2 separate regions of the Homo sapiens genome follow, and region 1 is linked to region 2. Evidence: read pairs that join two places in POLR2A ChIA-PET (ENCODE). Cell type or tissue: Panc1. All regions are shown on one strand. Each heading gives the region's core, and the rest is flanking DNA. Links, peaks and the distances in the headings are about the cores only.

The links. ChIA-PET counts read pairs that join two places held together with the same protein. Peaks named below come from ENCODE experiments on the same cell type or tissue, not always from the same donor. Only the 100,000 strongest peaks of a DNase experiment are listed, where the experiment ranks them.
Region 1: POLR2A ChIA-PET joins it to region 2 with 10 read pairs; 2 of 35 experiments call an interaction of 5 or more read pairs at or near these places.

Annotation. Positions count from the first base shown.
Region 1 is chr11:10,036,245-10,049,238 of GRCh38, forward strand. It overlaps SBF2 (SET binding factor 2), which reads right to left. Exons shown (of 40, transcript NM_030962.4): 3 at 6,600-6,737. Among named protein-coding and RNA genes, the nearest start is that of SBF2, 250 kb to the right of the region's middle. RefSeq lists an enhancer at 7,924-9,123. In Panc1, for the core only: no CTCF peak of the experiment used is centred there; no DNase peak of the experiment used is centred there; H3K27ac peaks cover 4,691 bases.
Region 2 is chr11:10,361,725-10,374,718 of GRCh38, forward strand. All of the region lies in intron 2 of CAND1.11 (a long non-coding RNA gene), which reads left to right. Among named protein-coding and RNA genes, the nearest start is that of CAND1.11, 60 kb to the left of the region's middle. RefSeq lists an enhancer at 4,838-5,337. In Panc1, for the core only: a CTCF peak has its summit at 5,113; a DNase peak (open chromatin) is centred at 5,067; H3K4me3 peaks cover 241 bases; H3K27ac peaks cover 2,583 bases.

The sequences.
Region 1 (12,994 bases), core at 3,216-11,215, 320 kb before region 2:
ACACTGGGGCCTGTCAGTGGGTAGTGGGGTTAGGGGAGCGATAGCATTAGGAGAAATATTTAATGTAGATGACAGGTTGATGGGTGCAGCAAACCACCATGGCACATGTATACCTATGTAACAAAACTGCATGTTCTGCACATGTACCCCAGAACTTAAAGTATACTTAAAAAAAATAAAAGTATACTTTATTCAGAAGATGACTTGCAATAGTATTCTGCGGGACATAATTTAAAGTATATCTGCTATGAACAATATTAAAATATATCTTTAAAATCAGATATAGTTAACATGACAGAATAAGAAAAATAATACAGTAGTGGAAGATATTTAAAATCTATGCTACCTACTTCATTTTATAAATCAGTAATCACATGCCCAGAGGGATGAAATGACTTGCCAAGGTCATACAGATCATTAAAGGCATAAGTGGGATTAACAAGCCAAGTCTTCTCTTAAGCTACTTCTCTTTCCAGTATCCTATACTCTTATATGTAACCTTTATAAGAAATAACATATTAGTTAAAATAAGCTGTTTAGGAAAGATAACATCTGAGACGCCAAACTGTCAATTTGAAAAGATGTTCAGGTTTGTTTTCCTTTAATTATATTTGAATGTAGTAATTTTTGTTTTAAAATGAAATAGTAACAATACACAGTTCTCACTGCAGCCCTTCCTAGCCTGAAATAGTTGTCAAAATTTAAGAAAAGGTATTTGATGTTGAAGGATTCTGGAAACTTAATCCCAAAAGTTTCTCCTGTTGTTTTAAAGTCTTATATCATTTTAAGCATGTTGCACCAATTAATCATAGTTAATCCAGTGACAGTTTTTCCCTACAAAATACATCTGTGAGGGACATCAAGGGGACTGTTAAGATTCAGCATTCTGTCCATTTGCCAATTCTCATTTTCAAAAGGGGAGGAGAAGACAGATTCTTTGGTAAAAGACATAATCTTCAGCATCGATACTCTAAGGAGAATCCCATGTGGATACTTGCAAAGTTGTAAATTATCAAACTATAGAATAAACTCAGAATACACAAGTCTCCCAATTTTTTCTCTGTGTGAATTATGTTACGCATGCTAGTTTTCACCAGACTCTAACAAAGTCTAGTCTTGTTGAATAAGACCTAAGAATTAGTCTCTAGAATGCTACCAAGTGTAAAGTTGATTACAATATCAGCAAGCCCAATTCCCAAATACTGCTATTTCGAATTTTTAGTTCAAAGAGTTGGATTACCTGGGACTAAACCCTTCTTGAAGGAACTAAGGTTTTTCCAATGAGATATTCATCACAGTTATTCATAATATTGACAAAACAGGAAATACATGTCCATCAGGGGATTAATTAAACCTACCTATATGGTCAACTAGTGTACAGCAACTTTTGTTAAAAAAAAAAAATCCTTATTATTGGAAGAAAATATGTCAAACCATCTTTTTCTGTTCTCTCAAATTTTTTCCTGCATGTTCTCTCTATGTCTTCTACAATGAGCATAGTTTACTATGATAAAGAGCGGGATGGTGGGGGTGGGGGAGTACCAAAAATGATTGGGTTGTAGTACTTCAGCTAAATCTATACACTGTTTTGTGTGTGGTTTTCTCCACTGTTTTATACCATCTAGAGACGAATTTATAAATTCCTTTTTATTACTCCATTTTCCAGGTAATTACTTAACTGCTTGGAATTAATTATATGATACTATGTTTAAATTTTTTTCTTTTCTCAAATAGCTCATCAACTGTTTAAATAATATTTGTTGAAATACACACATTCCATTGATTTATAAAGCTTCTATTGTTGGACACTGATCTCCTATACACAATAGGGTCTGCTTCTGGAGTATTGGTTTTGTTCCCATAATTGTTTTTACCCTTGACACTTAATTCTTGAACCTATAGCACACTGATACAATTTTTGCAGCTTTGTAGTATATGTGGTTATTATTTGGTCCTTGGAGACAGAATCAATCAAGCACTTTAACTTGGTACTGAATGTCCCTAAGTAAGCCTCATCTGTAAAATGGAAATGTTAAAACCTATCAAATGGTGTTTTGTGAGAATAAACTATATGTGAGTTAAATAAAATAGAATGAAATAAAGTGTTGTAAAACTTTTAGCACAGTACCCAGAACATAAGACTTTAATTTATCATAAGCACTACAATCTTTTTTCCTTTGCACAAGCTTTTTGTTTGAATTGTCCTTTTTCTTTCCCTTACTCTAGGTGTTAGCTCTTATTAAAATGTCCACTGAGTCTTTTAAACTCTGTATGATTTATTCCAGTTGCCTAGTCTGCAATTATTATCTGTTTCACTGAATGATACTTAGCATATGATACTTTGGAATGGTTTTGTACTTAAGTTTTGGTTCTGCTTCCCAAGCTAGATTTGAAGCCCACTGTGATGGAGAAACGTATCTTATGTCTTCTATGTCTCTCCCTCTTTTTTCCTCCTCTTATCTCTCGAAATTACAAAATTCATTCCCTCTCTCTTTCTTTGATGACAATTTGATGACACACCAAATGTTCTCACTGAGAACTGCATAATTACCACTGATTCAGAGACAAGTATATAAACATATGAAATAACTTTAAAAAGATATAGAACTAAATTTAAATTTTAGATATTTAAAATTTTATACTTTTAACATATTTTAAGATAATCAAATGATTATTTAGATAAGTAATAAAAGTCAATGTAAATCTATCATATTTTGCTGATTACTTAAAAAAATTTAGGATCACATTACCTAGTTGAGTAATTTTGGGAACATATTATCAAAAGTTTAATGCCAAGTTTTGCTTATGATTACTGACAGTGTTACTGTATCTTGGAAAGATAACAGAGCTAACATTTTTAAAGTTGCACAATCACATTCTGGATGGTGTATGTCCCTAAGTTCCCCCTCTTTAGGCTTCCAAATAATGTGTCATAGTATATTTGGTATGAAGTAATTCACACCAAAAAAGAATTAAAAGATCTATTTTGAACTGATGATATGATCCAAAAAGAAAAGAAAAACACATTTTTAAAGGGACATAAACAGTTCATGCCAAAAATGAAAACAACTTTACTGATGACAAGAAAGAAACATCTTCTGGGTTCTATTTTTTTTTCAAATTCTGCTTCATTGTTTATCCCTCTTTTCCACCAAGCCCAAAAGACATTAACTTATGTTTCCAGAAAAGTGGTCTTACAATTCTGGCTAGTACCTAAGTACAATTATATAGAATCCGGAATTCTCACAACCTATCCGCATTTTCAAAATCTTGGAAAAACTGATATGAAGCAGACTGTAACCTTTTGTAAGGTGATCGTAACAAATAAATTATGATTTCTGGGCCCACTTAAAATGGCAAGTAGGAAAATATCTAAGCTAAAAAGAGAAATAACTTCTTGACATATGGATTCAAACTATACAAGAACCCAGATCTTAGCTTCTAATATTATTCCCTATTCAAAGGAGTCAGACTCCTTGAAGAAATGGCTGATTTCAAGGCAGAGGCAGGGAAGGAATAAAATGATCCTAGATCAACTTGTTATGATGAAAAGTTAAAAAGTACTTTTTCTAAAAGGAGATCTGTGAAAAGAACACAGGAATCTGTCTGAGTGGTGCACGCTGGTCAAATATGGGATAATTTGTGCATTAAAATAATAAAAACCATTAATGATTTACATATTATTGACAAAAAAAAAACCTGAATCCATGTATCTGTAGCTCAAACAGACAGGAAGAGAGAGTTCCTGCTTATAGTAAAAGGTCGACTGCTGACTGCTAAAAATAGAGGGAGTATGGAGTTAGAAAATAATCATTTTTTGTTATCAGAATCAAAATTGCTATAGGCAAGAATCATTAGTAAATGCTGAAATCTAGGGGAACATGATTGATGAACAGTAGGATATTTGCATAGTGTTAGAGTGTCTTCTAGTAGACTGATTATTAATTGCAAACATAAAAATCGCCACTATGAAGTGGAGAAATCTGACAATCATCTGACCAAGTTACCAAAATTAACATCATCAGTGAGGGACAGACAGGCATTGTGGACTTCCGGATGTGTACTCTTAGAAGGATGCCCTTAGAAGGAACACAGGTAATATTCCAACTGTTGACACAGCCTGAAACTAACAATGAGAGATACTGGAAAACAGAAAATAAGAAACATTGTATTAAAAATGGGGGGTGAGAAGTTACATTATTTAAAAATGTCAACATTATAGACAAAGGCAGCACAAGTATTCCAGATGAAAAGAGACGAAAGAGAAATAAAAACTAAATGCAATATATGTAGTATGTACTAGATCCTGTACTGGAAGAAAAAAGGGATGGGGGGGTGCTATAAAGGACACTATTAGATCAAATGACAAAACTGGAATATGGATAGTAGGTTTTATTATATTGATGTTAAATTTCCTGAGGTTGATAACTGTACTGTTTACGTACTGTTCATGTACCTCTGAAGCATATACTAAAGAATTTAGGTGTGTGTGTGTATGGGGGAGATGGGGAGAGGAGAGAGGGGAAGAGGGAAGAAGGGATAAAGAGAGGAAAGAAGGGTAGGGAAGAAAGACCTCAAATAAAACGATGGGGCAAAATATTAACAACAGGTGAATATGGGTAAAGGCTATATACATGTTTGCATTATTCTTGCAACTTTTCTGTAAGTTTAAAATTATTTCCAAATTAAAAGTTTGAAAAATACCCAAGAATTCCTAGAACCTATTTATAAACATCTGCCATTAATATAATGTCAATATATTGCCTTTCTGTCAGTTTGTCTAGAAGAAGAGGGGTGAATAGTGAAGAGGGAGAATCTAAATAATTATAGTTAGTTTCATTAGATAATTCCAAAGAGTTGTGAAGCGATACCCTCAAGAATATGGAAATAACAGAATATACTGAATTCTCAGCATTAACTTAAATGCTAAAGATCAACAGAGAAACGAAAGGCCAATAAAAGAGACAGAGTGGTTCTTGGGCTAGAGAACACTCTCTAACTTATTCAGATTGAACTGATAAAAATGAGAATTTGATTAGCTATTTGTTGGCAACATATATCCAAACATTATCCAGGGGAGAGGAGACTTAAAGTCACAGACTGAAAGTTTTCTGTCCCCATTGATAACATACAGTAATCTCTAACTTCAAATAGAAGCAACAGGCTATGTTAGTCTGATAGTCTTTAAGTATTTAACATCAAATATCGGTTTGATTCCATAATCAAAACTCCGGACTTTGATATGGCTTTCTACTAAGATCTGGTGACAGGAAGACAATGTGCTGATAATGCATGTTTTGTTCTATATGCATTTTCAGCACTTTTCACATTTCCTATAAATTAGTAGTCTAGCATGTTAGTTTTAACACATCAGTCTAATGAACTTGAATAATGAGTCTGCATCATGAAAGGTAATTTGTCTCTTCTTGTACTCAAAAATCAGATTTCTGCATCCAGAAAATTCAGATCTTAGAGTTTAATAAACATAATCAAAACTACCAAATACTCCTTTGTTAAGCCATTTCAGAAAGCAGGCCAATCTTTTCCCCCAAGTGATGATACTCTATACGTAGCAGAAACTACAGTAGATTATGCAAACTGGCTTACTCAATATCTTCGAAGTCCCCTTTATGGTTTCCTTCTTGTATTATAGAGCCTGGAAAGAAAAACCACCACCACCAGCACCAACAAAAAAAACCCTACACTTTTTGGGGCAAAATGGGCTCTGTATACAATCTTAACTTCCACCAAAGAAACAACTCATGTAAAACTTAAAAGCAGAAGTCAGCAGTATGAGACTAAAGCAGAAGTCAGCAGTGTGAATATCTGCAGGAGAATGGATATTCTAGCACAACTATGGTGAAGGTTATAATGTCTGATATATACCCAGCATTGTAAGTGCCAAGTGGTAAAAGGTGGAAGGAATATGGTTTCTATGAGAATAGCACCAAGCTGGGCTGTTCCTAGTACCCAGAATTGGTTCCCTGCTTGTCCCTCACCCCTAAAATTTCACAAGTTGCCAAATACTTTGTTATGACTCCTTTCTGCTTAGAGAAAGTAGAGCCAGTAATGTGAAACTAAGAACCTCAACCAATAGTCTGAAAGAGCAATTATTTTATATGTCTTCATAGTTCTAGCTTATGAATTTCTGCCTGATCATGTTGATAATACCACCCCTAAGAAGAATGAGTTAACATTTGGGTGCTTAAACAATAATGTCAAGCATTGTAATAATGATTTGCAAACATTGTGAGTAAATGTTCCACATTCTATGAAAGACCTCCCAGGAGAAGGGCTGGCAGGGAAAATCACAGGTTCACCAAGAGAAGAAATTAATATTCTTAATAAACCAATTCAAGGATGCACTATTTTTAGAAATATTCAGATTATGATCAATGTTTTGAAAAAGGACAATTAAATCTGGAAAGTAATTTTAACATGTTGCTCTCCTCTCCAACCTTAAACATAAAAATTTCTTCATGCTTCTTATGCTAGCCCATAAAACTCAAACTTGCAGTTGTAACAAAAATATGGCATATAAAAAACATTCCTAAATGTTGTACCTTCGACTGTACTTTAGCTAGTAAAGGTTTTTGTACCTGAAGATTGATCTCTGCCTCATAGAAGGTTAGGCATGAGCAGTAATGTCGATCTGAGTCAATGTCTGTCAGGACAACCACAAAGAACGTTGGCTGCTTCCTCTCTCTGGACAGCTGCCACCCGCCAGGCTGACAAAACTAAATGAAATAGAAAAAAAAATGTAACATTTAAAAACAATAAAAGTTAATTATTAATCTCTGAGAAATTTTAAATGTTTGCCCATTTTAACAAATTCCTACCTGATGTGGTATGAGTCTAAAGCCAACATTTAAAAAAAAGTTAATGTACAGATTCATAATGGTGAAAACTTTCACCAATGTGCATATATATTTCATGAAGATAGCCTCGATTTCCCACAGTTGCCACTCTGGGTGCCATTTCTGAGACCCAGGTAGGCCTATGTAGGAATACCGCATCAAAATTAAAGACATCCCCCAACTATGAGAACAAATCATGGAATACATTAGAAATCAAGGGCAAAATATGTATCATTGAGGGAAAATAGAATTATTTTTAAATTTCCATATGAATCTGAGAGTCTTCAATTCATTACAAAAAAAGAGATATCTTGTTCAGCAAGACAGACCACATTCTTGTCCATAAAACATACTTCAACAAATTTAAAAAAGAGGAATCATAGAATGTCTGCTGTTAGACCATGACAGAATTAAACTAGAAATCAATAACAGGCAGATAGCTGGAAAATCCAGAAATACTTGCAGGTTAAACAACACTTTCTTTTTTTTTTGAGATAGGGTCTTGTTTCATCACCCAGGCTGCAGTGCAGTGGCATGATCACAGCTCACTTTAACCCCAACCCCCTGGGCTCAGGCGATTCTCCCATCTCAGCCTCCTGAGTAGCTGGGACTACAGGTGCCTACCAGTATATCTGGCTAATATTTTTTATTTTGTAGAGAAAGGGTCTTTCCATGTTGTCCAGGCTGGTCTCGAACTCCTGGGCTCAAGCAATTCTCCTGTGTCAGTCTCCCAAAGTGCCAGGATTATAGGCATAAGCTACTGCACCCAGCCAAACAATACTTTTTAAATAACATGAGTCAAAGATGAAATCTCAAGAGAAATTTAAAAAATATTTTGAGCTAACTGAAAATGAAAATAAAACATCAAAATTTGTGTGATGTGATGAAAGCAGTGCTTATAGAAAAATTTCTATCATTGAATGCACATATTAGAAAAGAAGAAAGATCTAAAGTCAGTAAACTAAGCTTTGACCTTTGGAAACTAGAAAAGAAGAGCAAATTACATCCAGAGTAAGCAAATAAAGAAAATAAAAGTTAGAATTGAAATCAATGATACTGAAAACAGAAAATCAGTAGAGAAAAATCAATAAAATAAAAGGCTGCTTCTTTGAAAAGCTCAATAAGCCTCTAGCCAGGCTAATTAAGAAAAAAAAAAAAAGGCACAAATTACTAACAAATGAAATGAAAGACGGGATATCAGTACAGATTGTTCTGGGCGGGAGACCCGCAAGAGGAGAAGAAAAGGCACACACACAATACCTTTAAAGGTAAACAAGCTTTATCCCATGTAAATGGCAATGTAGATATAATAAGCAAATTATATAATAAGCAAAGTAATAAAATAAGCAAATGATATAATAAGCAAATTGCAACGCAAAGGGGAGAAGGGAAAAGAGATAAATGTCTCTACACTCACCAGACTATGGAGGATTCACCACCAGACTGGGAAGCAACAGTCTGGGCTCCAGAGTTGGACACTGCACTCACCAGACTATGGAGGATTCACCATGCCAGAGGTGGTGAATTCCTCTTCAAAGGGTTTAATTGTGTAATGTCCTTGGTTCAAAGGCCCCACCTTCTTGTACTTTCTCATTTTTAGCCTGCAAGCAGCCCTCCTGCTCTTGCTGTGCCCTAACTTGCCCAGACATGTCCAGACACGTCTTGTGCCATAGCAGAAGAACCACTTCTACCCGCTCCCTTGCGAATTGTGCATCTACCCTATTTGTTCAGTGTGCTCTTGTGATCGTGGCTGATGCAGGGAGCACCCTTCTGCAGAAGTAAATTGCCTTGCTGAGAACGCTTTTTGCCTGAGTGCTGGTTTCACTTTGCAGCACCAAGCACTTGTTTCTAACAACCACTAGACTGGGAAGCAACAGCCTGGGCTCTATAGTCAGCCACTTGTCTGTGCACAGACAAAGAGAGGTCTCATGAAGCTTCAGCACAGTGTGGGACCCTAGCTGTTTTTGTAACGAGTTGTTTGGCAGGAGGTCCAGTCATGAAGGCCCTTCGTGACTGGACTCAAGGAACACAAAAAGGTCAACTTGTTTTTGTGACTATCTATTGCTTTTCTTTTTTTTTTTTTTTGAGATGAGTCCTGCTCTGTCGCCCAGGCTGGAGTGCAGTGGCACGATCTTGGCTCACTGCAACCTCCGCCTCCTGGGTTCAAGTGATTCTCCTGCTTCAGCCTCCTGAGTAGCTGGGATTACAGGTGCCCGCCATCATGCCCAGGTAATTCATGTATTTTAGTAGCGATGGGGTTTTGCAATGTTGGCCAGGCTGGTCTTGAACTCCTGACTTCAAGTGATCCACCCGCCTTGGCCTCCCAAAGTGGTGGGATTACAGGCATGAGCCACTGCACCCGGCCTATTGCTTTTCAAAAACCAAGGTATAGGAATAGATTGAAATAGAGATTTCTCTGAAACAGTGCTGGACGAACGCCTGAAGGGGCTCACACAACCTGTGCCAGGACTTGGTGACCATTGTTTGTGTCCACGTTCAATTGAGTTCAAATTTAATATTTAACTTTTCCTCCACACAAAAGTTCCCATGAACTTTTAAAGGATAATCAATGAATATTATGCACAAGTCTATGCCCACAGCTTTGACAATGTAGAGAAATGTACCAATTTCTTGAAAGACACAATCTACCAAAACTCACACAAGAAATGGACAATCAGCATAGTCCTATATTGTTAAAGAAACTGAATCAATAATTAATAACTTTCCAAAACAGAAAGCACCAGGCCCAGATGGATTGACTGGTGGATTCTTTTAAACATTTAAGGAAGAAGTTACAGTCAGCCCTCTGTATCTGTGGGTTCTACATCTGTGGATTCAACCAACCACGGATCAAAAATATTTGAAAAAAAAAGAAAAATAACAATACAACTATAAAAATAGCATATATAAAAATCCAGGATAGTAGCTATTTACATAACATTTACATTGTCTTAGGTATAAGTAATCTAGAGATGATTTACAATATACAGGAGGATATGCATGGGTTATATGCACATACCACACCATTTAACATAAAACATTTGAACATCCTCGGATTTTGGTATGTGTGGGGGATTCTTGGAACCAATCCCCTGCAGATTCCAAAGGACAACTGTATACCAATTATCTGCAACCTCTTTCAGAAAACAGAAGCAAAGGGAATACCTTCTTCATTCTATGAGGCCAGCACTATACTAATACCAAAACCAGATAAAGACATTTACAGAAATAAAAATTATTGACCAATATTGCTCATAAACATAAAAGCAAAAATATTAGCAAGTTGAATTCAACAATGAATAAAAATAATATCATGACCAAGTGGAATTCATCCCAGGCATGCAAGGCTGGTTAACCATTCAAAAATCAATTAAAGCATTATATCGTATCAACAGGCTAAAGAATAATAATCATGTGATCATACCAATAGATGCAGAAAATGCATTTGACAAAATCCAATACCTATTGATGATAAACAGCCTCAGTACACTAGAAGTAGAGGGAAACTTCCTCAACTTGATAAAGAATATCTTTTAAAAAAAAAAAACTCCTATGGCTAGTACCATACTTAATGCTGAAAAACTCAAAGCTTTCCAAGAATGATCAGGGGAATAAAGTAAGGATGCCCCTTTCACCACTGCTTCTCAATATTATCCTACAAGTCCTAGTTAACGCAATAAAATGAAAAAAATAAAAAGTATATATATTGGGAGGAAAGAAACAAAACTGCTTTTGTTCACAGATGACATGATTGTGTAAACAGATAATCTGAAAGGACAAAAAAAAAAAAAAAACCCATCCCTGGAACTAATAAGCAATTAAAAACAAGTTCTAAGATACAAAGTTAATATACAAAAATCAACCACTTTTCCTTTATGTCAGAAGTAAGTGGAATTTGAGGCAAAAATATAATACCATTTACATTAGCACTCCACTAAACCAAATAATTAGGTATAAATCTAACAAGATACGCAAAAGATCTATATAAGGAAAACTATAACACTCTGATGAAAGAAATCAAAGAACTAAATAAATGAAGAGAGATTCTATGTTCATGGATAGGAAGACTCAATACTGACAAAATGTCAGTTTGTCCCACTTTGACCCAAGGATTCAACATAATTCCAACAAAAATCCCAGCAAGTTATTTTATGGATATTAACAAAATGATCCTAAAGTTTATAAAGAGAGGCAAAAGATCCAGGATAGCCAATACAATATTGGAGAAAAACAGCTGGAGGACTGACACTACCAAACTTTGAGACCTACCAGGAAGCTATAGTAGACAAGACAGTGTGATACTGGCAAAAGAATAGGCAAAGAGATCAACAAAACAGAATAGAGAGCCCGAAGTAGACTACACAAATACCTTCAACTGATCTTATATACACATGCAAAGTGCTCAGAGAAGCCCCTGGCATATAATCCAGTGGACGTAAATGTTAGGTATTATGACCATTACCCCCTTTGATCCAACCCATGTTTCTATCCCCATCTCTTTGACATTTTCCTCTTTTGTACAGACGTTTTCCAAAACTAGCTCCTCCTTTCACTGTCTCATTGCCTACCTTGTATGAGTCTAGAGATATCAGAAAAGTAAGATCGACATGATTTCCTACATTTGGAGAGGGATGTTAATCATGTTCACAGTTTCTCTAGAGAAAGGCTTAACTGTACCTTAATTAGCAAATCAGTAAAAACATTTCTATTACATATTTAGTTTAAAATAGCAATTTATTCAAAATATTATTGATAACTTAAGAATCATTTATTCTATGAAGTCTTCTTTGAAACTTCCTAGCTTCTCTCGCCCTCTCCAAACCAAAGAATCAGGCCACGCTGTTCCTCTACTATACTCCAAAACCATCTTTATTATGAATAACAACAACAATAATAACCTATCCTCCTCTATATTTCCCTAGAACTTTTTATCTATTAATACTAATCTGGTAAAGAAAAGCCGACATCATTATCTTTATGTGTCCCTTGGTATCTGTGGAGGATTGGTTCCAGGTCCCCTCACTAATATCAAAATCTGCAGATAATCAAGTCCCACAGTCAGCCCTCAGGAAGCTGCAGATATGAAAAACTGGCCCTTGATATCCACATATTTTTCTCTCAACAACCCATCTATACTAAATTCCATAACCCTATATCTCAGGCTTATTTGTGACTGCAATAAGCCTTTTTATTCTAGAATAGCAGCTATCAAAAGAGTCCCCAATGTCAAAATTATTTTCATAATAAACCTAAGATATTGGTTGTTTCTTTACTGTGAGTAAAACTGCTTGTGTCTTAATAGGAATCAAAGCAGTGGCACCAAACTATACTAGTAATTGCTGTATTCTTTATAGCTGCACATTTGCAATAAAAAAGTCAGTTTTAATTGAAAAGGCCCTTGATGAGGCAATAAACATTTTAATTTCATTATAACTGGCATTATATATGCCAAACATATTTTGGCAGACATGTATTTGGCAGACATTTTCTCAACATAAATCAACTGGGCCTGTCACTTCAAGATAAAGATCTAAGACAATTTGTTATCAATGATAAAATATGAGCTTTCAAGCACCTGAGAGTTTTGTAATATTTTAAGACTTCTATGACAAATATTATCATACTATTAGTTAATTTATATTTTAAGTATTATATAGTGACATGTGTCAATATTTGGAAGCTGTATATAACTCACTAAACCCATATTTGTCAAATGACCAGTGCATGATATTATAAAATCATGCATGTGAAAGATCCATTCAAAGTGCCCAGTAGACCAACAGATTTTAATGTAACCATAAGAAAAGTTCACAGATGTGGTTACAAATTCCACACTGTAACTAACCTTTAAGAAACTACTATTCATTGGATATTGGAGCAGTATATAAAGAAAAGTATCCGTAATTATCTGAAAAAGCTACTAAATACTCCTTCCTCTTCCAATGACATATTTTTGAGATTTGATTTTCTTCATATACTTCAACCAAAAAAATCAAATCACAAGAGCTTGAATGCAAAAGCAGGTATGAGAATCCAGCTGCTTCTATGAAGCCAAATATCAAAGACATTTACAAAAATGTAACACAGTATCACTCTTTTCTGTATTTTTTTGTTTTGGAAAAGATGGTTATTTTTCA
Region 2 (12,994 bases), core at 1,793-9,792:
ACAAACAGCAAGACGATAAACATAATCTAACCATATAGATAATTACATTAAGTATAAATGGTCCAGATAGTCTGGTAAAAACAGAGATTAACTTTGTGCTATCTATGGAAGCCCACTTTAAATATAGAGGCACAGACGGTTTAAAATTAAAAGGACAGTAGCTGGGCATGGTGATTCACACCTGTATTCCTAGCACTTTGGGAGGCTGAAGTGAGAAGATCACTTGAGCCCAGGAGTTTGAGACCAGCCTGGGCAACATGGCAAAACCACATATCTACAAAAAATACAAAAAATTAGCTGGACATGGTGGCACACACCTGTAGTCCCAGAGAGTGAGGAGGCTGAGGTGGGAGGATCACCTGAGCCTAGGAGGTTGAGGCTTCAGTGAGCAATGATCACACCACTGCACTCCAGCCTGGGTGACAGAGTGAGACCCTGTCTCATTTATTTATAATTAAAAAAAAGGATAGAAAAAGATAAGACATCACAAACACTTATCAAAAAAGTGCAGTGGCTATATTAATATTAAACAAAGTAGACTTCAGGGCAAGAAATATTACCAAGGATAATGAGGGACATTTTCTAATGATGAAAAGATCAATTAATCAGAAGATTTTAAGTATATATATATATACCCAGTAACAGCGCTTCCAAATATATGAATTGCAATTAGACAAAAATAAAGAAAAAAGAAAAAAATGAATAAAAAGTAACAAAAATGAAAGGAGAAATGGAAATATTCACAATTATGGTTGGAGATATGAACACTGCGTTCTTAGTAATTGGTAAAACAGACAGATAATCAGTAAGAATAAAGAAGGCTAGAACATTATCTACCCACTGATCTAATTGATAGGTAGAGTGTTAACACCCAGTGACAACAGAACACACATTCTTTTCAAGTGCATGTGGAACATTGAACAAGATAAAACACATTCTGGGCCATAAAACAAATCTCAATAAAATGAAAAGAACTGAAATTACACTGAGTAGGTTCTCTGTTTAAAAATAAAATTAAATTAGAAATCAACGACAAAAACATAACTGGAAAATTCACAAATATTTGGAAATGAAATGACATTGTTCTAAACAACTCATAGGTCAAAGAAGGGAAATTATATTTTGGAGTGAAGGAAAATGAAAACAAAACAAATTAGAATTGGTGGTATGGGCTGAGCGCAGTGGCTCATGCCTGTAATCTCAGCACTTTGGGAGGCCAAGGTGGGTGGATCACTTGAGGCCAGGAGTTCGAGACCAGACCACCCAACACAGTAAACCATGTCTCTACTAAAAATACAAAAATTAGCTGGGTGTGGTGGCCCGTGCCTGTAATCCCAGCTACTAGGGAGGCTGAGGCATGAGAATTGTTTGAACCCAGGAGGTGGAGGTTGCAGTGAGCCAAGATCATGCCACTGGACTCCAGCCTGGACGACAGAGAGAGACTCTGTCTAAAACAAAACAAAACAAAACAAAATGTAAAAAAACAACAACCGCCCCCCTCCCCCCACAGAATTGGTTGTATGAAGCTAAAGCAGTACTTCCAAATAAATTTTAGCATTAAATGTTTTTATTAGAGAAAAAAAGGTCTAAAAAAAAATCAATGATCTAATCTTCCACCTTAAAACAAAAACTAGAAAAAAAGCAATTGAACACAAAATAAGTAGATGTAGAAACAATTAAGAATGTAAGGAAATGAGAGTGAAAATAAATGAAATAGAACACAGAAAAATAATAGAGAAAGTAAATAAAACCAAAAGCTGTTCTTTGAAAAAAAAAAAAAAAAAAGGCAATAATAAACCTCTCACCAGGCTAACAGAGAAAGAGAGAGAAGAGAAGAGAGAGAAATTGCCAGCATTACGAATGAAAGAATGAAAGAGGGGACATTATTATAGATCCTATAGATATTTAAAAAACAAAGGAATATTATGAACAACTTTATGTTTAACGGGTGAATTCTAGTATACATTAGAATGGAATAATACCAATTCTATACAAACTCACTTAAAAAATAGAGGAGAAACATCGCCCAACTTGTTTTAGGAGATTAGCATTATCTTGGTACCACAAACAAAACTGAAGACCAACATGTCTCATGAATAGAGGTAACAGATTAAAACCAATGGTAATACTTTGGCAAATTAAAACCAATAATATTTGAAAAAGAAAATATATCATGACCTAGTGGGGTTTATCCCAGGAATGGAAGGTAGACTTAACATTTGAAACAGAAAATCATCAACATCTAAAGATCAGTTAACTACTTACATATATTTCACCTAGTTTTTATATAGTTCTATTTTGTACATTTAAAATTTTAAATAATCTGAAATTAATTTTGGTATATGGGGCTAGGGTAAGAATATAAATTATTGCCAAAGTGTTATTTTTTACAATATCATTTGGTGAGTGAATAACTTGATATTTCTCCATTAATTTCTCATGTTTCCTTTGTCTTTTAAGTAACTAATTTACATGTTGTGTCAGTACTTCTGCCAGTATTATAGTTGTATAGTGTTTAATAATAGTAGTTTTAAAATATATTTTTTATCTGGCAAAGCAAAGGATGTCCCATACTTTTGTGAACATTTTCCCCAGTTCTTTCTTAAAATTAAATATATTTAATAACAGGTAATATATATACTTAGTTTTAAACTCAAATTATAGAATACGGTATACATATTTAATAAATGTTACTAGTTTCTTGTATATCCATCCATAGATATTTTATACATAAACTAGTAAATATGATTTTTCCTGTTTTTAAAATGTATATATACAAATGGTAGCAAACTATGCATGGTCTTATGTATGTTGCTTTTTCACTTAACTTTATATCTTAGAGCTCATTCCATTTTAATATATAAAAAGCTTCCTCGTTCTTTTTTACAACTGCATAGTATACCAATGAATGAATACCGCAATTTATTGAACAGTTTTCTGTTGATGTTTATTTAGGTCATTTCCATTTTCTTACGTCATAACAATAAATAAAAAATAATTTTGTACATATATTTTTAACATAGATACAGGAATATCTGTCAGATTAATTCCTAAACAGGAACTGCTAGTCTAAAAGGCAAGTGCATTTATAATTTTTAAATATTGCCAAATTGCTCTCCATAGAGGCTGTACCAATATATAATACTGTGAAACAATAAGAAATACATATATGTATATACTGGTCTCTGACCCTGGTTCCTGACATGGAGCTCCTAAAACCCTTGTAATTTCTGAAGTGAAAGGGTACTAGGAGCATCTTTGTTCTAATAAAATGACTCTCGGTGGGCTCTTAGATGGGGGCTGTTCTCGAGGAAGACCAAGCCATGATTAGAAGCTTGGAACTTCTGGAGATTGAGTTAATAATGAATCATGCCTACATGATGAAGCCTCCATAAAAGTCCCTGAAGTACAGGGTTTGGAGAACTTCTGGGTGGGTGAACACATCCGCGTGATGGGAGGGTGGTGCACCCCAACTCCACAGGGACAGAAGTTCCTATGCCTGTTCTGCTTTCGGACCTTGCCCTATGTACCTCTTCCTCTGGCTGTCCATCTGTATCCTTATCATATCCTTTATTATATAATAAACTGGTAAACGTAAGTGTTTCCATGAGTTCTATGAGTCATCGTAGCAAATTATCAAACTTGGGGAGGGGGTTGTGACAGCCCTCAATTTGGTAACCTGGGGATCTACTCCTTGTACTTGGTGTCTGAAGTTGGGGGCAGTCCTGTGGCACTGAGCCCTTAACCTGTGGGGTCTGCCGTAACTCAGGAAAGTTAGTGTCAGAATTGAGTTAAATTATAGGATACCCAGTTGGTGCCTACAGAGAATTGGAGAATTGGTTGGTATGGGAAAAGCTCATACACATTTAGTGGCCAGAAACATTATGAGAGTATAGAGAAGAAACGTTTTTTTCCCCCTATGCAAAATACCATCAGCAACGTTTGAGGGTGCCTGTTTACCCAAACTCTTATCAACATTGTTTTCAAACTTTTTGACCATAACATTCTAGGTGGTAAACAGCTTATATTGCCTATTGTTTTATTCACATTACTTTTATTATTGATTTTTAAGTTCTTGTTTACTATTATTTTATTTCTGGAAGTTGTCTTGGAATTTTAAAATATAGCTTTTATAACTAAGGTATAGCACTGATAAGAAATGATAATTTTGTCTTCTTGCCACATCTAGTTTTTGTTTTATTCCTTCATTTATTGCATTGACCTTAACTTCTAGAACAATATTAAGTAATAATAATAACATTGATCTTTTTGTTTGGTTACTGATTTTAATGAAACAATCTGTAGTATTTCAATTTTAAGTAAGATATTGCCACCATTCATTATGTTAAGGGATTTTTCTGCTCTCCCTAAAAATTTGAAAGTTAAAAAAAACCCACCAGAAATGGATGTGGAACTTTATCAAGTGCTTTTCAGAATATAGGTTTGGGTGATTTATTTTCTTAAGGATGAACTGTATAATTTTAATACATTTCCTAATGTCAAACCATCCTTACGTTGTTAAACCCTCCTTGACTATCATGGATGATTTTTTGATGTGCTTTAATTAAATTTGCTAATTTTTTTCCAGATGTTTTTCTGTCCCCATTCAAAAGTGAGACTGGTCTTTGTGTGTGTGTGTGTGTGTGTGTGTGTGTGTGTGTGTGTGTGTGTGTGTGTGTGTGTATGTGCTGTTCTTGACAGGTTTTGTTATCAGGGTTATGATAACCTCATAAAATGAACTGGGCAGCTTTTCTTCTTTGCTTTTTTGCCCAAATTCTTCTCTGCTCTCCTGGCCTGGGGAGAACAAGGCTGGCCTGTGTTCAGACCTGCTCCAGGACCTCTGGTGACCTCCAGCATGTTCCCAGCTCTCTTCTTGACTCTTAGTGGTGTTGTCTCTGGCATCTCTCTGCTTCTCCTCCGGTCTGGCTTCCCAATGTGATCCCCTAACATCTATGGCTCAACCTGAACTGGCCTCTGTGTGAACTCAAGGGAGGGGATTTCCTTGGCAGATGGAGGTTCTCCATGTGCCCCCCATCCCCCCACTTCCTCCAAGAGCTCTCCCAGCTGTGATCTTTAGCTCCTCCTTGCGCTTCTGCCTCTAGCTCTCTGCTGCCCTCTAGCCACAACATCTGTCCTTGTCGTGGCTTTCCGCAGGCAGAGGCATTGAGAATGGAACTCTGTTCAACAGATCCAGTTGAACTCTGTTCAACAGATGTCTCGAAGCCCTTGGAAGTTCTCCAAAGTGACTGGTTTGAAGGGGGTGCTGCAATGAGGCAATGGGTTGTTTTGGCTGCCTCTGAAGAAAAGGGGTGCCAGAATAGACCCAAAGCCTGGACTCTGCCCTCAGTGGGGAACATGAATTACATTGCTGCCAAAGGACAACTCTGAGAAGGCCTGGTGCCGCTGGGCAGGGCAGCTCTGCAAAGTCCGGAGTAGGGAAGGGATCATATTCAGTATGGACCTTTGCTCAGCATGCTTCTTTCCTGTCCTTCCCTGCTAACTGAGACAACATGTATGTCCAGCCTTTCTGTTCAGCTGTCAACTGTGAATGACACCCGATAGTGACTCTTGAGCTATGCTTGGAATTGTCTGGCTTTAGGCTGACACCTTCCTTGCCATCCCCCTGATGCCATCTAAGGCCACGGCCATGGAGAGGGACTTTTGTAAGTATGCTGTTCATCACCATTTAATATCATCTAGTGGTTCTAGAATCAGGCAGATTTGGGTTTGAATTCTGTGCATGCCACTTACTAGCTCTGTGATTTTAGGCAAGTAACTCAGCATCTCTGAGCCAAGTTTTCTCGTCTTTAAAACAGAAAAATAATAGATATACTTGTTAAGCTGGTGTGAGATAACAATGCATATAAAGCACTTGGCCTAATGCTCAACCTAGTAAATATTCTATAGATGTTAGTTGATATGGTTTTGCTGTGTCCCCACCCAAATCTCATCTTGAATTGTAGTTTCCATAATCCCCACGTGTCGTGGGAGGAACCTGGTGGGAGGTACTTGAATCATGGGGGCAGGTTTTTTCTGTGCTATTCTCGTGATAGTGAATAAGTCTCATGAGATCTGATGGTTTTATGAAGAGCAGTTCCCCTGCACACGCTCTCTTGCCTGCCGCCATGTAAGATGTGACTTTGTTCCTCCTTCACCTTCTGCCGTGATTGTGAGGGGCCTTCCCTGCCATGTGGAACTGTGAGTCCATTAAATCTCTTTTTCTTTTAAATTACCCAGTCTCAGGTACTTCTTCATAGCAGTATGAAAATGGACTAATTGGTTAAGATTATTCTTTATCCTGATTGTTCTGTATCTCTCTTGAGAATCAGTGTAACCTCTTCACTGATATTCAAGGCTCTCTTGAGGTTGGGGTCAGTTTATGAGCTGTCTTTCCAGTCTTATCTCCACTACTCTGTTACACATACTATATTAGTCAGCTAAATTTTCATCTCTTTGCCTTTGTATATGCTGTTCTCTCTGCACTCAGAGTAACCTCCTCAGCATCCTTGACTGAGAATCTTCCCAACTGTCGAGGCCCAAGTTAAAATATGACCTACCCCATGAAGAGTTCCTGGCTGCCCCTTGAGAGGTTTTTCTCTGCCTCCTGTAGCAGCACAGCCATTGTAACTATTTTCAGTCAAGAACTGGATGAGATTGTCCCCTGAGAATGAATTTAATGTCAAAGTTTGTCCTAAGTTTTTGTGGACATCCCCCCAACCTCACCCCAATAGTTGATTTCTGAGTGCCTGAACCTGAGAGGTGCTATTGGCTCCAGCATTTCTTTTATTTTTATTTTATTTTCTTGAGACTGAGTCTTGCTCTGTTGCCCAGGCTGGAGTGCAGTGGCATGATCTCTGCTCACTGCAACCTCTGCTTCCTGGGTTCAAGTGATTCTCCTGTTTCAGCCTCCTGAGTAGCTGGGATTACAGGCACATGCCACCATGCCCAGCTAATTTTTGTATTTTTAGTAGAGATGGGGTTTCACCATGTTGGCCAGGCTGGTCTCGAACTCCTGACCTCAGGTGATTCACCCGCCTTGGCCTCTGAAAATGTTGGGATTATAGGTGTGAGCCAGCACGCCCTGCCAGCTCCAGCATTTCTATGTTGGAGGGGTTAGGAGGCATTGCAGTGGAAGGGGAAGCTAGAAGTCTTGTATGGAAAACACACTGATTTCACTTACATTGTATACTTTTTAGGGATGGCTTAGGGGATGGGGGTAAGAGGTTGGGGTCAGGTGGCATTGGCCCTGCTGATGAACCATGGATATTCCTAATCTGTGAGTGAGCCAATGGAGTCCTTAAGAATGGCCGATAACTAAATCAGCTCTAACCTAAGCAGTTGTTGGATGTGAGACTATGAACAAAAGTGTGAGGTCACATGGAGTCTGCAGAGAGACAAGCCAGGCCGCTACCATGCGTTGCCTTATAGCCACCTCCAGATCTTTCTCTGAAAAGCCTGCTAGGGAGATGAGATATTTGGCCTGGTTGGGTAGGCTGGGCCAGCTAGTATGGGTGAAAACTTGAGATTCTTAGGAGTTGAGCTTCTGGTCAAAAGAGAGAGAATGGGTTTAGGCAAGAAAGGGCTTTACTTCTCCAGGGACCTCTCAGGTTGATGGGAGCTTGGCCCAGCTCTATCTACCAAGAACCACGGTCAGGTGGTCAGATTAGGGCTAGAGGTATACCCATCTCTGGGAAGTGAGTTGAGGGCTGCCCCCACGGATCCCATGACTTGGGCCTTACTTTGAAACCTGTGACCTGGTGTCTGGGCATCCTCCCGCTGGATCAATGGGCTGGGTGAGGGAGGAAAACAGTGTAAGGTGAGGGTCAGGGAATGACCCAGGCCTGAAACAGAGTCCCCAAGAGATGCTTGCTCCTTTGGCCTGTTGTGTGAGGCAGCAAAGGATGAGCTGAGCCCAAGGTGGGGGCAGGGTCACAGGCAGAGGACCTTCTAGAGCACAGCTCTGGAAAAGCCTCGTTTGCGAGACTCCAGTCTAGTCCCCAGTACCCAGCCCTAGTCCCTTCCCTACCTTTCTCTCTGAGAAGTTTATTCTTCTCTTAGACCTGGAGGAGTCATGAGTGCTTTTGCCAAATATTTCGTTTTCCCCTCTTCCAGGAACATGATAGGATTGCACTTTTTGGCTCCTTGGTGACCCTTTGTGGCCAAAGGGTTGTGAATGGAAGAGGTGTGAATCATTTCTGGGCCAGAGCATTTCATTGCCAGTACAAGACCCTCCAGAGTGCTCTTTCCACCCACATGCAGGTGATATTCAAATGATGGCTGCTTTATCAGCCTGGGCTCCCAGGTGAGATGCGGAGTGAACTCCCAACCATGGACAGGTAGCACAAGAGGGAAATGCACCTCTGCTGTTATAAAGTACTGACCTCTGTCAGTCTACCCCCCTGAGGATCGAGGTCTTCTGTCTATTTTCAGTTTTACTGTCCTACAGTATTGCTTTTTTCTCTTTTTTTTTTTCCTTCAAAGCTCTGTGCCCTTTGATTTACTTCCGTCCTCTTATTTTCTGCTCTTTCTTTTCCAGGTTCTTGTCTTTTACACACATATCCTTGGGTGCCAGTGCTACTTTGCCATTGCTTAGTTCTATCCTCAGGGCCTCTAAACTCCCCTCTTTGACTGTGAAGAAAGATGGGCTCCTTTCAGGCAAGATTGTAGAGGCTGGAGCTGGAGAGGGCAGAGGGCATGTGGTGGCAGCTACCAATGCAGCTCCCAGTGATCTCCACCTCCTGGTATTCACACTTTTGGGTAGTCCCCTCCCACCTGGTACTAGTGTAAGTCTGTGTGATCAGTAGACTATGGCAAAGTGATGGTATGTGACTTCCAAAGTTAGGTTATAAATGATTGTAGTTTCTGTCTCAGTCACCCTGTCTTGGATAATTTGCTCTGGAGAAGCCATGTCATAAGCTATGGAGAGGCCCATGTGGCAAAGAACTAAAGCCTCCTGCCAATTGAGCTTCAGATGCCTGCAGCCCTGGCAACCCTGGGAGAGGCCCTGAACTAGAAACATCCTGCTAAGCCACTCCCAGGTTCCTGACCTCATAACAAAAGCTACAAAGTGTGGAATCATTAATTAAGCAGCAATAAATAACTAATACGGGGCAGGTATTTGGGAGATTGTGTTTGGAATGTCAAAGCCCAGTAGAATAACAATTCCAGATCTCTGCTTAGTATAGGTTGTGTCCCTTGATCTGGGACAGATTTGGCCACCATGGCTGGTGACCTGAAGGGTCAGGTTTCCCATAAGTCTTTGTGTATGGTTGCTGAGGGCACTCAACCCAGGGGAGTAGGGGGTAGGAAATACTAATACAGATTGTTTTCTATCCCTTAGAAATCTCTCTTGATCCAGTCTCAAAAGACTCACTCAAGCCTGTCTTGTGCTAAACAGGGAGTTCTAAGTAAAAACTCAAGCCATTTTACAAATAATGCAAAACATCGATGTACCATCCACAGTTCTTTAGGATACTTTTTCTGGGTGTGACACACAGGGAGAGAGCCTACATGACACCGAGAAGGTTCCACACATCTCTGGTGGTGCTGAGTGCAAAGAGCAGTATCTGAAACTAGGACCCTGTGGGGCAGTAGATGCCCCAGAGAGAGATTTGCTCATGGGCAAAGAGAACTCCTGTGAGACACATTCCACAAAAGTGAAAGCCTAAGTTATTAAAGGAGAACATTAGTTGGTGAAATTAGATCTCTTATTGTTAAAGAATCTTCACTCATGCTTGCAGGCTTGCAGGGATTGGGAAAATTTGGGGTCCAATAATAACAAGAAATATTATTTATCTACTTATTAAGCACTTACCATGGGGGTAGGGAGATTGGGAGATGTTGCTCAAAGGAATAAGATTAGACAGAGAGAACAAATTCAATAGATCTATTGAACAACCATGTGACTGTAGTTAATGATGATGTATCATATACTTGAAAATTGCTAAGAGTAGATTTTAAATGTTCTCACGAGAAAAAAATGATAAGTATGAGACTTCAAAAAGTTCATGGAAAAATGGAACTAAAAAATTAAAATACAAAATATAAACTTGATTTCTCACTATAAGCTCCATCAAGATCAAGACCCTGTTGTAATTGATGACAGCACGATTTAGTCCATTTCTGAAGAACCGAGGGGTCCTGGGAACTTAGCCATGTCAATTCAGTCTTTTTTACATTATTAGCTGAAGAAAATGGGTGCCTTTTAAAGACTTTTTAAGAGTAGGAAACAAACAAGAAGTCAGAAAGAGCCAAATCAGGATGCTTAATGATTTCCCACCAAAACACTGTCAAAATTGCCCTTGTTTGATGAGAGGAATGAGTAGGAGCATTGTCGTGGTGGAGAAGGACTCTATGGTGAAGATTTCCCGGACATTTTTCTACTAAAGTTTTGACTAACTTTCTCAAAACACTTTCATACTTAGCAGATGTTATCATTCTTTGGCCCTCCAGAATGTCAACAAGCAAAATGCCCTGAGCAGCCCAAAAAATTGTTGCCACGACCTTTGCTTTTGACCTGTCCACTTTTGCTGTGAGTAGACCACTGCCACCCCTTGGTAGCCATTGCTTTGATTGTGCTTTGTCTTTAGGATCATACTGGTAAAGCCACCCCCTCATCTCCCGTTACGATTCTTCAAAGAAATGCTTCAGGGCCTTGATCCTACTTATTTAAACTTTCAATGGAAAGCTCTGCTCTTGTCTGTAGCTGATCTGGGTGCAATGGTTTTGGCATCTATTGAGCGGAAAGTTTGCTCAACTTTAATTTTTCAGCCAGAATTGTGTAAGCAGAACCAATTGAGATGTCTATGGTGTTAGTTATTTTTTTGTGCTGGTAATTGTCAGTCCTCTTCAATTAGGGCACAAATGGGATGATTTTTTTCCTCACAAGTTGATGTGGATGGTCGGTCACTGCAGGCTTCATCTTCAACATTGTCTCATCCTTTCTTAAAATGAGGTATCTGTTTGCAAACTGCTGATTTCTTTGGGGCTTTGTCCCTATAAACTTTTGTAAAGCATCAGTGATTTTATCATTCTTCCACCCAAGCTTCACCATAAATCTGATGTTTGTTCTTCAATTTTAGTAGAATTCATGTTGGTCTGATAGAGGCTCTTTTCAAACTCATGTCTTATCCTCCTTAGTGCCTCAAACTAGATTCTGTTCAACATATTATAACAAGTTAGTATGAGTTTATGTTGGTGCAGAAAAAATTTTAAATCCATGCATAGTTTTCTCATAAGACACATTTTTCATAAACTTTGTGAAGTCTCTTTGTATGTGAGATAATGGTTATGTTAATTTTTAGTCATTCCACAATGTAGTCATTATCAAACATCATGTTGTGCATGTTGCACAAATATATACACTTTCATTTGTCAATTAAATAGAAGTTCAAAGAGTGGACATATTATGAAGTATAGTATACTGCAAGATAGAAATGAATTTGAAAAATTAAACTTGGGGGAAAAAGCACTTACCATGTGACTATTTTAAACTATTTACTACTTGAAAACAAACAGTTCATGAACATCATCTTTTTCAAGCTTTGAAATAATCTATAAGGTGGATATTATTCCCATTTTTCAGATGAGGAACCTGACATTACATAACTTGCTTCTTTCAAGTGCCTCCTCCAAAGGGCAAAGCTGGGGCCACACAGGTGGGTGCCTACCACCCTTAAAGGCACAGTCGTCTGGTGTCCCCATCTGACGCAAACAGTCCAACTCTTGTGTTGTGAACACAAGTAGATCCACTCCTTTTTGAGACCGATTCCCTGGAAGGGAGCCCATGCCACTGCCTGGCCCAAGACTCTTGGCTGCAGGAAGCTGACCTGCTTTTATCCATGGAGTCAGCAAAATGTGAAGATAATTTATAATAGCCATTAGCAGAGTGCATTTGAGGTCAAGTATGAACCTCCTGCACTTCAGCTCTACACAGATCTGTGCAGGAGCAAAGAGGAGTCAAATTTCTGGAAGCAATCTAACCATAACAAATGAAGACTGTGTTGCTTCAAGGCTTTTAGGTAAGTGCTAAAGGGGAGATGGAGAACAACAGTGTGAACATACTTAACACTACTGAACTGTACACTTAAGAATGGTTAAGATAGTAAATTTTCCATTGTGCGTGTGTTTTTTTGCCACAATTAAAAATAAAAATAAAAAAGGAGATGGTCTCCTTTTTTATTTTTATTTTTAATTGTGGCAAAAGTGATGATCTATAGCCTGCACAGATATAGATCAGATCTATTACTGATAATTCTCCATATTTATCAGTTGGTAAATGGGACCTGTAAAGGAAGTGTGGGTCTGTGTGGGATATAGATCATCAAGATAGAGAAGTGGGGGAGCAGATGCACAGTCAGATCAGGCAGAGGTAGACCATAAAAGGCCGTCACAGAAACTCTACCTGTAGCCAGTTTCATTCTGGTGAGGAGGATTGGCAGTTAACCTCAGGCCCCTAGGCCATGACTGTACTTTATTCAAAGTCACTGTATATGTGTATACATGTATACACACACACACACATATGTGTATATATGCCTATATATACACACATATCTGTATATATGTGTATGTACATGTATATACATAGACCTATATGTACATGCATACAAATGCATATACATGTATATACACATATATGCATGCATGTGTATGTATATGTATGTTTATGCATGCATGCATGTTTATCTATATGTATGTATAATTCACAAACCATATTACATGGTTAATGTCATAGGGGGATTTAGGTCTTTCAAACGATCCTTTTGTCATCTTTACAAAGTCCTGAATCACAGAAGCTTTTGTTCAGGAGGGAGGTCTGAATGAATGGACCTGCTGGCATTGTAGTCATCATTCCTGGGCTGAGTGTATGTCCCAGATGAGCTGTCTCCTGTGCCTATCTGTTTGGGCTACATGTTAGACCAGAAGCAGCACACAGAAAGCCAGCAAGGCAGAAACAGCACCATGATTCTGATTGTCTAATGGGAAGATCCAG